Regions from separate parts of the Homo sapiens genome. Here region 1 is linked to region 2. The links are chromatin contacts, found by Hi-C in ENCODE. All regions are on one chromosome and are shown on one strand. Each heading gives the region's core, a stretch centred on a gene start or an enhancer-like site at or near the end of the contact. The rest is flanking DNA. Distances are from core to core; before and after follow the strand shown. Region 1 holds the start of ANKRD44-AS1 (ANKRD44 antisense RNA 1). Region 2 holds the start of NABP1 (nucleic acid binding protein 1).

Region 1 (5,904 bases), core at 1,027-3,526, 5.5 Mb before region 2:
TTTTCTGAATCAAGAAGGCTCCTAGAATATTATGGCTAAAGGCACCTCCAGATTACCTCTCCAATCTGTCATTGTGCAGAAGGACAACTTGGCATCCATTTGCATGAGGTCTGTAGAACATGGTTCAGTACTGTCTTACACAGTTTAAGTGTTTTGTGTGGGTTAGGCTTATTTCCCCAACTATATTTGGCAGTCTTTTAGGAAAGGACTATGTCACACATTTCTTTTGTATATTTCATAAAAATAGCATATTGTAGGTACTCAGAAAATGCTTTTGGCTCTGGTAGCACTTCTCTGTGCAATGTGGATAAGCACTGATAGAGGCTTGTTTGTTGTGGTACAAACTAGAAACAACCCAAATGCCCATTCGAAGGGGAATAATTGAATATGTTATGGCATATCCATACAATGGAATAGTATTATATATAGTTATTAAGAGAAATGATTTAATCCTGTAGCTATCGACCTGGGGGATGTCCTCAGTACATCATTATTTTTGCAAATTGTAAGAGAGGGAAATAAGCCAGGCATGGTGGTATGCATCTGTAATCCAGACTACTTGGATTACAGATACTTGGGTGGGAGGATCGCTTGAACCCAAGAATTTGAGACCACCCTGGACAATATAGCAAGACCCCCATCTCAAAAAAAGTGTGTGTGTGGGAAATAGTAAAATCCCATTTTCTGATAATAAATAACGATAATCTCATATATCTGTATCTGTACCTACCAACAAGAACACGGGCTGTTCACATTTGTGGTAGGAAAGGTTATTAAGTTTTTTCTTTATCTGTTTTTGTATTGTTGCAACAGGAAACCTACTAAGATTAAAATCCAGCAAACATAAGACAAAGATAAAATGCACAGGGGTTTTGATGCATTAGGTGTTTCCCATAGTACTTCCTATTTTTCAAACTTCGTGTGATTAAAAAAGTAAGTTTTATCCCTGACTAAATTTCAGTGTGGAAATAAAGAAATAAAGATAGCATGTACTTGGCTTAGGTATACTTGTTTTGTTCTTTCAGCTCGTTACGTAAAGATACATTTTTTTTTCTTTCTCATGACATGAAGATAAGCTTTCTTCTTACCAAAACCTAAACTGTGAAGGCAGCACCCAAGCCAAAAGCCTCGAGGCTCTGGTTTCTGTGGTGGGATGGGGAGAGAAGTAGGTTGCACAGATGTAGGATGCCAGCTGACTTCAGAACTTCCGGTCTCAGAGCTAACCAGGCTCGGCAAGCCACAAGAGAGAAGGAGCTTGCATAGGTGGAAGAGCAAAGAAAGCCAGTGCTGCAGAACTTCCGGTGCTCCTCCGCCGATGTCGGGCTGGCGCTGCTCCCGAGCCCTGTGTCCTGTGGAAGAAGTTGGTGAGAATCGTTTTGAATGTAGGCAGCCACTCCTGAGGAGGCTAGCCCTTGCTACATTAAAGGTGGAGCTAGATTTACATTTTATTTTATTTTATTTTATTTTTTATTTTTCGAGATGGAGTCTTGCTGTCGCCCAGGCTGGAGTGCAGTAGCACGATTTCAGCTCACTGCAACCTCCACCTCCCGGGCTCAAGCGATTCACCTGCTTCAGCCTCCCGAGTAGCTGGGATTACAGGGGCACGCCACCATGCCTGGCTAATTTTTTGTATTTTTAGTAGAGACGGGGTTTCACCATGTTGGCCAGGCTGGTCTCAAACTCCTGGCCTCAGGTGATCCACCTGCCTCGGCCTCCCAAAGTGCTGGGATTACAGACGTGAGCCACCATGCCCGGTCAAATTTACCTTTTAGATTCACATATTACCACCAGAAGAATGCTTCCTCTGACAACTGAGCGGTACTCCATCCCCAGAGCCCTTTGTGCAGACTATTATTGCAGTTTCCTAACTTGTTATGACACTCCAGCCTTTTCCTCCAGGTCATCATACAATCCATTTTTAGAGTGATTGTTCTAAAGCACAAATCTTAGGTCACTCCCCTGCTCAAAAACCACCCACTGCTCCCCCAGTTCCACAGAAGAGAGCTCAAATTTCTTAGCTTGGTATTCAAGACCTTCCATGATAGGATCCCTGTCTACTACTCAGCTTACCTCACTTCTCCCCTCCTCCAGCCAAATGAAACTGTTCCCTGTGTATGTTCAGGCTCCCTAGCTTCTGCTCACAGCCTTCTGAATATGAAGAAGGGAAAGTCCCTTACCATTCCATCCGTCTCTACCTGTTTAAATCCTCCCCAGTCTTCAATATTCATTTCAGAGGCTGCGTCTTTCAGGAGGCCAGGTACAATTTCTCTCCCTTCTCCATGCACTTCTCCTGCGGCCTGTGCCTTACATTCTAGCTGTGCGTATTTGTATACTTCCTGTTACACCTTGGTAACCTCATCAAGGGAGAGACTGACTCTGACATTCCAGTGTCTGAATTTCTTTCTTTCTTTTTCTTTTTCTGTGTTTCTTTCTTTCTTTTTTTTTTTTTTTTTTTTTGAGACAGGATTTCACTCTGTCACCCAGGCTGGAGTGCAATGGTGTGAGCATGGCTCACTGCAGCCTCAATTTCCTGGGCTCAGTTGGTTCTCCCACCTCAGCCTCCCGAGTCGCTGGGACTACAGGTGTGCGCCACCGTGCCCAGCTAATTTTTGCATTTTTAGTGGAGATGTGGTTTCACCATGTGTCTAGGCTGGTCTGGAACTCCTGGATTCAAGTGATCCGCCTGCCTTGGTCTCCCAAAGTGTTGGGATTACAAGCATGAGCTACTGCGCCCGGCCTCCAGTGTCTGAATTTCTTATGCTCAGTAAATGTCTTATGCTTAATACATCTTTGTTGAATTGAATGTGGTTATCTGAAATGTACCAAATTAAGTTTTAGAAAACATATCTTTTATCCCCTGTTGGAGGGGGTAGTGTGTAAAGAAATAAAGGAGCTACGCACTGGGTTGGTGTCTGTGAAAGGAAATATGATATGACTTCTTTTTTTTTGCAGAATTTCCCATTTTCCCATTTTATATTATCGAATGTTTTCCAGTCTCTTAGGCTCCTCTCTCTTCCTGCTGCCTTATCCTTTCCCTTTGACATCTGTCACTGGATGTCCTTACCATGATTTTGGATGGGGAAATGAGAAGATGCTTCCTGAAAGACTACACTGAGGGGATTCTCTAATAGATTTTCATTCCATGTGACTTTTTCTGGCTGGGGAGGGAGTAGGGGACCTTCCAGTCATCTCAGGCAGAAACTAATTCAGGTCCTGATCAACCCACTGCCTTAAATTTTAGAATGGTTGCTATAACAATTTTAGAATGGTTGCTATAACAAGATGCCTTAGGAAAAAAAAAATTGACAATGGCCAGAACAGGAAGGTGACTCCGTTTTACACATGTCCCTAGTCCCTCACCTGTGGAGAGGTGGTGAGAGTTTAACTGCTTGCTGTCTTTCCAAGAATGCACGTGGAATTCAAAGAAAAGAACAGTAGAAGGGAAGGAGAGGGTTTAAAGGAAAATTGTCATGGGCTTTGGAAAGACCTGATTGTGTAAAAATTGCTTGCTGGTGTTTGGAAAGAACCCAGGTGCTAACAGATTTTAGACAAACCCAATCTGGAGTTGCCTAAATCATGAATGATTTAATGTGACTGAGTTAATCCATATATCTTGTATACAGTAGTTCCAGCCTCCTCAAATGTAGCAGGAGATTGCCACCTTTCTGAGAGTACCTTTCATTTCTACATGCTGATTTTGTTGTTGTTTTTAAAGGACACTTGAATTGCTTTATTTAGCTTCCAATTTGTGAGATTCTCAAAAATTAAAATTACTCATGACCACAAGAAGATACTTCTGTAGTTATGGATCATTTTCTGCTATTTTTTATAAGGAATACTTTTTTATTGTTGTCTTTTTTATAAGTGATGCACATACCAGGTAGTAATAAAAAGTCATGTTTTCCAGTGCACCCTAAAACTGAACTGCTGTCTCTATTTGAACAGACAAATAAATTATACTGAATATACCTACAACCCTGAAAATCATCTTCTGGCCATTTTTCTTTTTTCCCCACAAAGATCACTAAAGTGGTTTATATTGATTAACATTATTAAATCCACCTCTCATGTTTGCAACTACATGAATTCAATATGCAGTAAGATACAGTTATACAAAGAATGTAACCCAAGCCAAGATGAGAAATAAAACCTCTATACCAATTTTTCAAAACAGGAAACTGTTGCAGAAGTATATATAGTTGTTCTTTTTGTTTCACTAAAATTACATGGATTTAAATGTTCTGTATGAACTAACCTCCTGGATCCATTGTCCTTTTTGCCCAAATTAGCTTTCTTTAAAAGTTAACTCCCCAACACAATTTAATTATCTTAGCTAAAGTTTAGGTTTGATCTCAAGCCATTTGAAACTAGACAGAGTGAAAAAATCTGTGGGTAGTTGGCAGCAGATCCTGATAGAAATATGGCACTTGGCAAAGGCTGTCTGCCTTGTTTTGATTTGCCTTTCTCTTTATGGATGTGGCCTATTTTTGAAATGTTATGATTTAAATTCAGCGATCAAGTGACAAGTCTGACAAAACAGAGCTTACATCCGCAGAGGTTCTGTGGGGGAAAAAATGGAAATGTTCCAGAACTAAAGGAAGTAACCTCAGTTTCACCTGGAAACATTAGTGTTTCGGAGGCAAGGGATTTGGGCTATATATAAAGAGTGAAGGAAAGTGGCCAAGATGCTGGGCCAAAATTGCATCCAGGAATAGAGCAGACATTAAAGAACCAAAAACTATATCTGTTGTTTTCACCGTATCCCTGTAAGTAGCACCTGGGGAGACTGTGATTAAAAAAAAGATGGGAAAGTTCTTTCCTGTGATGGCTTGGATTGTAGCAACAGCCTTCTAACTGGGCCTCTAACTCCAATCTCTCCTTCTCCAGTACTCAGTGTACACTTTGGCCAGATTAAATTCTTGGGAAAACTCTATTCCTTTCTCCTGCTCATGACCCCCATTCCTGTTTGTCCATAAGATTAGGTAAAGGCTGGGTACAGTGCTCATGACTGTAATCCCAGCTCTTTGGGAGGCTGAGGCAGAAGAATTGCTTGAGGCCAGGGGTTCAAGAGCAGCCTGGGCAACATAGCGAGACCCTGTCTCCACAAAAAAATATTAAAAATTCACCAGGTTTAACAGTGGCCTGTGCCCATAGTCTGAATTACTTGGGAGGCTGAGGTGGGAGCATCGCTTGAGCCCAAGAGTTTGAGGTGGTAATGAGCTATATGATTGCACCAAAAAGATTAGGTTAAAGCTTCTTATGCTGATGTGATGCTCCCCCCACCCAGTTATTCATTTTTCTAACTTCATCTTCTATTATTTTCCAACATGAAAGATTTACTCTCCAGTCCCCAGTCTCATCCTTCAAAATTCTGCTTAGTGCCTACCTTCTTCATCTTTATAACTCAGACCCATGCGGAGCCCCCTCAACTTTGAAAGACTGTAGCCCTTTGTTTTCTGTCTTTTGGTAAGATTATTTTATTGTTAGCCATTTTGTTGCAAGGAATTATATCTATATCTATCTATCTATCTATGTATATGCATTTGGCCACTATTTGTGTAAATATATATGCATACGTATAGAGAGAATGTATCTCATATATGGCAGCTTTTTCCTTAGTGTATAATATTTCTCCATAGGAGGTATGTTGAAACTGAAGCTGAATTCTGATCATGAATTATATATATATTATATTACATGTGAGAGAAAGTACCAAGCTGCGAGAATCAGGAAAACTAAGTTCTAGTCTCAACTTTGTCACTAACAGGCAAATCATTAGACTTCGTCACAGCTCCAAACAGGGAATTCATTTCCTTTGTGTCTATCAGGAGATCACAAAAGAAAGGTGTAACTACATGTATTTATGACAACCTTAAGTAGTAAAATTACAATCTCAGGTCCCAT
Region 2 (5,420 bases), core at 2,397-4,896:
CTTGCTATTTACAAAAGAATACAAAAATTCTGTCGAATTTTGACATAATTATCTAAATCATAACAAATTCTGGAAAATAAGTCTTTTCGCAAAGCCAGTATTATTATACCCAATGATCACATCTTTAGTCAATTAACAAAACAAAAGCTTTTAATTGCAGAAATTTAAACAGAAACTATTTTTCAGCCACAAGATATGTAAAATCATCCTAATGTTTCATTTACAGTCTAGTCAAATAATGATATAACAGTTTTCCTTCTGCCTCCATAAAAGACACAGGATTCCTAAGCTACCGAAGATCTGGTAGAATTTCAAAGTGCTAAAAAAAACACTAAGGTCACAAAGCTTCACCTATCTGCCTTTCCAAACATGTGATTTTTAATACCATGCTGGGTTTGTAGTAAACAAACTGGCAAATGTTTACTCCGAACAATTTTGAAAGCAGACAGCATCACTACATAAAATAATCCTAGATATCTAAGAAAAAGGTAAATTAATATTATAAAATCAATCCAAGGTTTGGTTCTCAATGGTTCTCTGTACAACTACTATGGTAACTTCATGACTTTAACTTACTATACAGTTCTCTTTACTTTAATTAAAGGGTTATTTATTAAAGACACCATTCACCACTCTTAAGTTATACAAAGAGTGGCTTAGGATACAGTGCATTAACATTTCACCTTACTAAAATAAAAATTAACCCATATTTTGAGAAAAAATTTGGTTACAATTAAAATATTTAACATTCACTTTAAGAAATGAGAACACTGAGGTAAGTTTTCAGGGTATTCTGATAAACATGTTGATATTTGAACCATTATTTAGATGTTAGGTATGTTTTTCTTCAAAAGCTACTTTTCTTAGATTCAACCAGAATTTAAGGGCCTTAGAATGAGCCAGACTCCAAGCTGAGTGTGTTGTTTTGGTAAATAAGGTATAATTATTCCCATTTCACAGAAGAGGAAGCTGAAGTATGAGGTGTAGTAACTTCTCAAGGTCATACTGAAGTAGTAAATAGAGTTTCTATAGTTTTTAATTTTCGTTTAAATTGTACTCCCAGGTAATTGTTCCCCTTAAAATTCTATAGTACCTAACTAATAAGTTTAATTTTCCAATAATTTTTTTGATGGAAACACCTATGACTGTCACTACAGAACATGAAATACTTGAAATAAGATGCCGTTTTTAGCGTAAAAAATACTTTCAATCATTGGGTGAAAAATATTTGGGGAGCCAAAAACTCCAATTATACTAATCAATCCTCACCATACTTCCCTAAGAAGGAATTCTCTTTTGTTTTTTAAAGATGTGGAAGTTTAAATTACTGTCATGAGTCAGTGTATGAGAAGAAAATGTCTAAGTCCTGACTCTCACTTCCTGCTTTGATGACACTTTACCTCACTTCCTGAAGATGTTGTAAGCCTGCAAGGTAACACCAAGGAGCTCTAAGCTCCTACTCTCAGTGCTTTCCAATACTTCTAAGATTCTACTTATTAGGCCAACATCAATCTCCACCACTTTCCCTGCAGTTAATGATAAATTATTACAATTTTATTGATCTCAAAAGCTTCCAAATTCTGTTTTTAAGATCCTTTTCTGCCCTTTTATCTTCCTAAGATAAAAATTTGGTAAATTTCTAAAAGCAATCTATTTTTTAAAAAAAAAGTTCTAGTATTTTTTAAAGCCACCTATCCGCCAACTGACTCTTTTGGATGAAGGTATTGTAGATGCCTTTCTGCCAAACATTTTCTGTGTATCCCTTTGGTTTTTGCGCAACATCCACCTTACAGCAGAAGACACAAGAAATCATTTTGGAGAATGAGCCTTCCAGATACTGTAAAGTTTCCCTCTTTTTCCAAGTACAAATTTGACATATCACAGAATATGCTAAATCCTTTACCTATAATTTTCATTTATGTCCACATTTCTAAATAACATATGTAAAATACTGGCCAGGATTTCAAGTCATTAAAAATGGAGAAGGGGTGGGAAACAACTGAGTGGCAACTACACTAGAGAAAACAACTTATAAAAAAGAAAAAATATGGACTATACCAGTCTCCTAAAAAGACTCACTGACTCAGAATAGAACTAAAAATCTATGCCGGGCGTGGTGGCTCACGCCTGTAATCCCAGCACTTTGGGAGGTTGGGGCGCGCGGATCACTTGAGGTCAGGAGTTGGAGACCAGCCTGGGCAACACTCTGAAACCCCGTCTCTGCTAAAAATACAAAACTTAGCTGGGCGTGGTGGCACACGCCTGTAGTCCCAGCTACTTGGGAGGCTGAGGCACGAGAATCTCTTGAACCCGCGAGGCGGAGGCTGCAGTGAGGAGAGATCACGCCACTGCACTCCAGCTTGGCGACAGAGCGAGACTCGGTCCCAAAAAATAATAATAATTAAAAATCTACTTAACCTGTAAACCGGGGTAGAGGCGCGGATTTCCCAGCTGAAACCGACTGCCTTTCACTGCAAAGGTCTGTTACATCCCAGCGCTGCCCACCACCCAAAGTTAACACCAAAGGAGTTCAAAACTCCTCAAGAGTGGCCCACAGAAAAGGCGGGGGACTTCAGGGCTTGCCAAGATCCCAGGAGCCGGCCAATCCCGATTCTGCAGACTGTTAGGTCCCCCGACTTTTTTGCACACCTACCCTCTGGTCAACCGAATAATATCCCCTGGCTGTATAAGACCTCCGATCTCATCCCACACGGAAATAGTGATGCTGCCCGTTTTATCTGCTACTTTGCACGATCTCACTTCATGGCCGTCTTTGGTTTTGGTCACGCGTCCTGTGAGGATTTAAAAATCAAAGGGAGGGGTTGTTAGATAATGAGGACATCCAGAAAGGCTAACTCCTCCTCCGGTATTTTAATACATCTGGAAGGTGGGAAGTGACCAAGCCCAGGGCTCCCGCCTCAGGTAGGATCCGATCTCGGGCGGAGGCCACTAGAGCCACGTGGGTGGGGGAGGGGAGGGAGGAGGAGGGGAGCCCCGGGCGCGCAGCGGCCGGCGCCCCTGTCTCCCGCCCCGGGAGGCACAGCGGGCGGTGGAGTAGGCTGCAAACCCCACTTACCTATCTCCAGGACAATAAAGACGACATTTAAGTTTTTCAGTCCGGGCTTAATATCTCTTATAAAAATAAGTGGGTCGTTGACCCTATTCATATTGGGACAGGCGCGGCTACGGCTGCGGAGACGCGAGTGGGCAGGGCGGGGTCAAAGCTTCCCACCCTCCCGGGACAGGGGCGAAGGCAGAGGGGCGACCTTGGGCAGGGGTGGCGAGAGAAGGGGCAGAAAGCCGTTAGTCAGGGACCGGGCAAACCAGCCCGGACAGCACTGAGCCTAAAAAAAGAAAAAAAAAAAAAAAAAAAAAAAAGGCTCACAAGTTCTAAAGAAAAAAAGGCGAACCACTCCGCACACCAACCCCGCTCCCAACCGGGCGACAGGAAGGCAAGCGTACTAACTGCCCCGTTCTTTGGATAAAAGGAAAAAAAAACGCAGTGAGGGGACACTTCTGCCCTGAGTCCCGCTCACTCACACGGGCGCGCGCCCAGCCTGTCCCGGGCTCCGGGAAGGAACGGGCTGTGACAGCGAAACGGGAGCGGAGACAGAACACCGCACACCCAGCGTCCCAAACAGCGACTGATGAACACGCCCGCGCGCCGGCAGGACCCTCGGCCCGCCCCTCCCCTTGTGAAGTCACGCTGCGTCGGCACGCCTGCTGCCACGCCCGCCTGGTGCTGGGGAGGGGAAGCAAAGGGGCGGGACCCGGCCGCCGCAGCCCGCAGAGCTTCCCTCGCTCCTCCCCGGGGGCTGTCAGCGCGGGCTCCGCCCCCTCGTCCTTCCAATCGCTCTCGGCCCCGCCTCCCCCGCCCTCCCGTTCTCCACCCACTTCAGCTGTCGCCGCGCAGCAGCAGTTCTGTTCGGTTTCGCCTTCCTGCTGTGCAGTCTTTTGACGCTTGCTGTCCAACTTTGGAGTTTTCTTGCCTTTTTTTCTCTCAGAGTTGAGCCCCTGCCCGGGCCCTTTAGTCCCTCGGTCACGAGGAACGGTAGAGTTTAGAACCTGTGAGTACGTTAGAAAGTTCGCAGTCGAGGAAGAACAGGGTTCGGGCAAGGGCAGCTGGTCCGGTACCAAGGGAAAACAGGCTGGGATGGTGAAGGCGTCAGTGGCTACAAGGCTGGAAGTTTAGCACCAGAAGGGAATTTGGAGATCAATTCAACCGCCTCATTTCAGGCATACTTAAATTGAAACCCAGAAAGATGAGGTAATTTGCAGAAGGTCACCCAGCAACCCCTGAGCAGGCAGGACTGCAACACAAATGTCTGACGTGGGCTTCCACTGTGTAATGCTAAGCAGATAGGACGTAAATTCCTTTGCAGACTTCTCATTTTTCCTTACCCCCTGCCTCTCATATTACACACCTTCCCCATTTAGCTTTTCTTCTTTTACTTTGCACTTGCTTTTGTACATCTAAAAGGAATTAATTATTCAACAGCAGTGGGAACCCTTGAAACATAATCTGGAAAAAAAGATTAATAAAGTTTTTTTTATGTCGCGTAGTGAAAAGAGCATGTGCTTTAGAGACAAACCTGGGCTCCAGCTATTTACTTGTGAGAGCTTTAGGTCAATTGGCTTTTATTACAGCTTTTTAACCATAATAAAATGGGGATCCCTGCCTAGCAGAAGATTGATTAAATGGATCATAAATTGTCCAACTAGTGCCTAGCAAATAGTACATACTCAGTATTTTCCCCTTTTTAATCCCCGTTTTACAGGCGATGGAACTCACCAGAGACCAGATAGCTAGAGAATGGCTGAGCTGGGTTTTAAATCTAGTCAATCTTGACCCCAGAGCTCTCCAGCCTAAAGGTAATGTTTAGACTTAACTTCCAGTGGTGTCATTATAAGAGTCAAAAACAGACTGAAGAAATAAAATAGCAGAATAAAGTAGTGGGGCATTAAAGAATCATCTAGTTAATTCTTGGTGATGATAACAGAAATGTTGGGAAAAGTGTCAGAAGCCTTAATTTTCTCCCCATTCTTTCTGAGTATCTTTAGATCAACCACCACTTCCCAAGTATTTGCAAACAAGCAGCATAGATATTATAGCCCTAGAAAGAGTTGGAAACATTATCACAACATTAGCAAGAGAGTCAAGGCATTTTTAAGGAAACAGAAGCTTCCATTTCATGAACTAATAAAGCCCAAGGTGCCAAAGACACTGATGTCATACTGGAAAGTGGTGTAAAATAAAATTATAAGCATAATTTCAACATCAAATAAAACAAATGATGAAACATGCCAGTTAATGGCAGAGCCAGCGTCCAACCTCAATCCCAATCCAGCTCAGAAGCTCTAATTCTACCATGGTTATCTGGCAGGACTTGACACTTCAATTGGATTGTACTCAAAGCTGT

What was found. Hi-C counts contacts between places; a loop is a spot of excess contacts on that map. Pooled maps may share reads with other maps.
Region 1: a loop to region 2 is called in a pooled map, with 8 times the contacts of the local background. The contact joins the promoter of ANKRD44-AS1 here to the promoter of NABP1 in region 2. A Hi-C loop is called at or near these places in 3 of 50 pooled maps.

Annotation. Positions count from the first base shown.
Region 1 is chr2:197,194,363-197,200,266 of GRCh38, reverse strand. ANKRD44-AS1 (ANKRD44 antisense RNA 1) reads right to left here and starts at 2,276. Exons shown (of 2, transcript NR_135584.1): 1 at 2,178-2,276; 2 at 994-1,349. The region is part of intron 1 of ANKRD44 (ankyrin repeat domain 44); the gene reads left to right. RefSeq lists an enhancer at 1,161-1,230.
Region 2 is chr2:191,676,362-191,681,781 of GRCh38, reverse strand. NABP1 (nucleic acid binding protein 1) reads right to left here and starts at 3,646. Exons shown (of 6, transcript NM_001031716.5): 1 at 3,077-3,646; 2 at 2,654-2,792. The coding sequence starts at 3,167. RefSeq lists enhancers at 1,276-2,475, 3,303-3,805, 4,015-4,094 and silencers at 2,945-3,004, 3,605-3,954.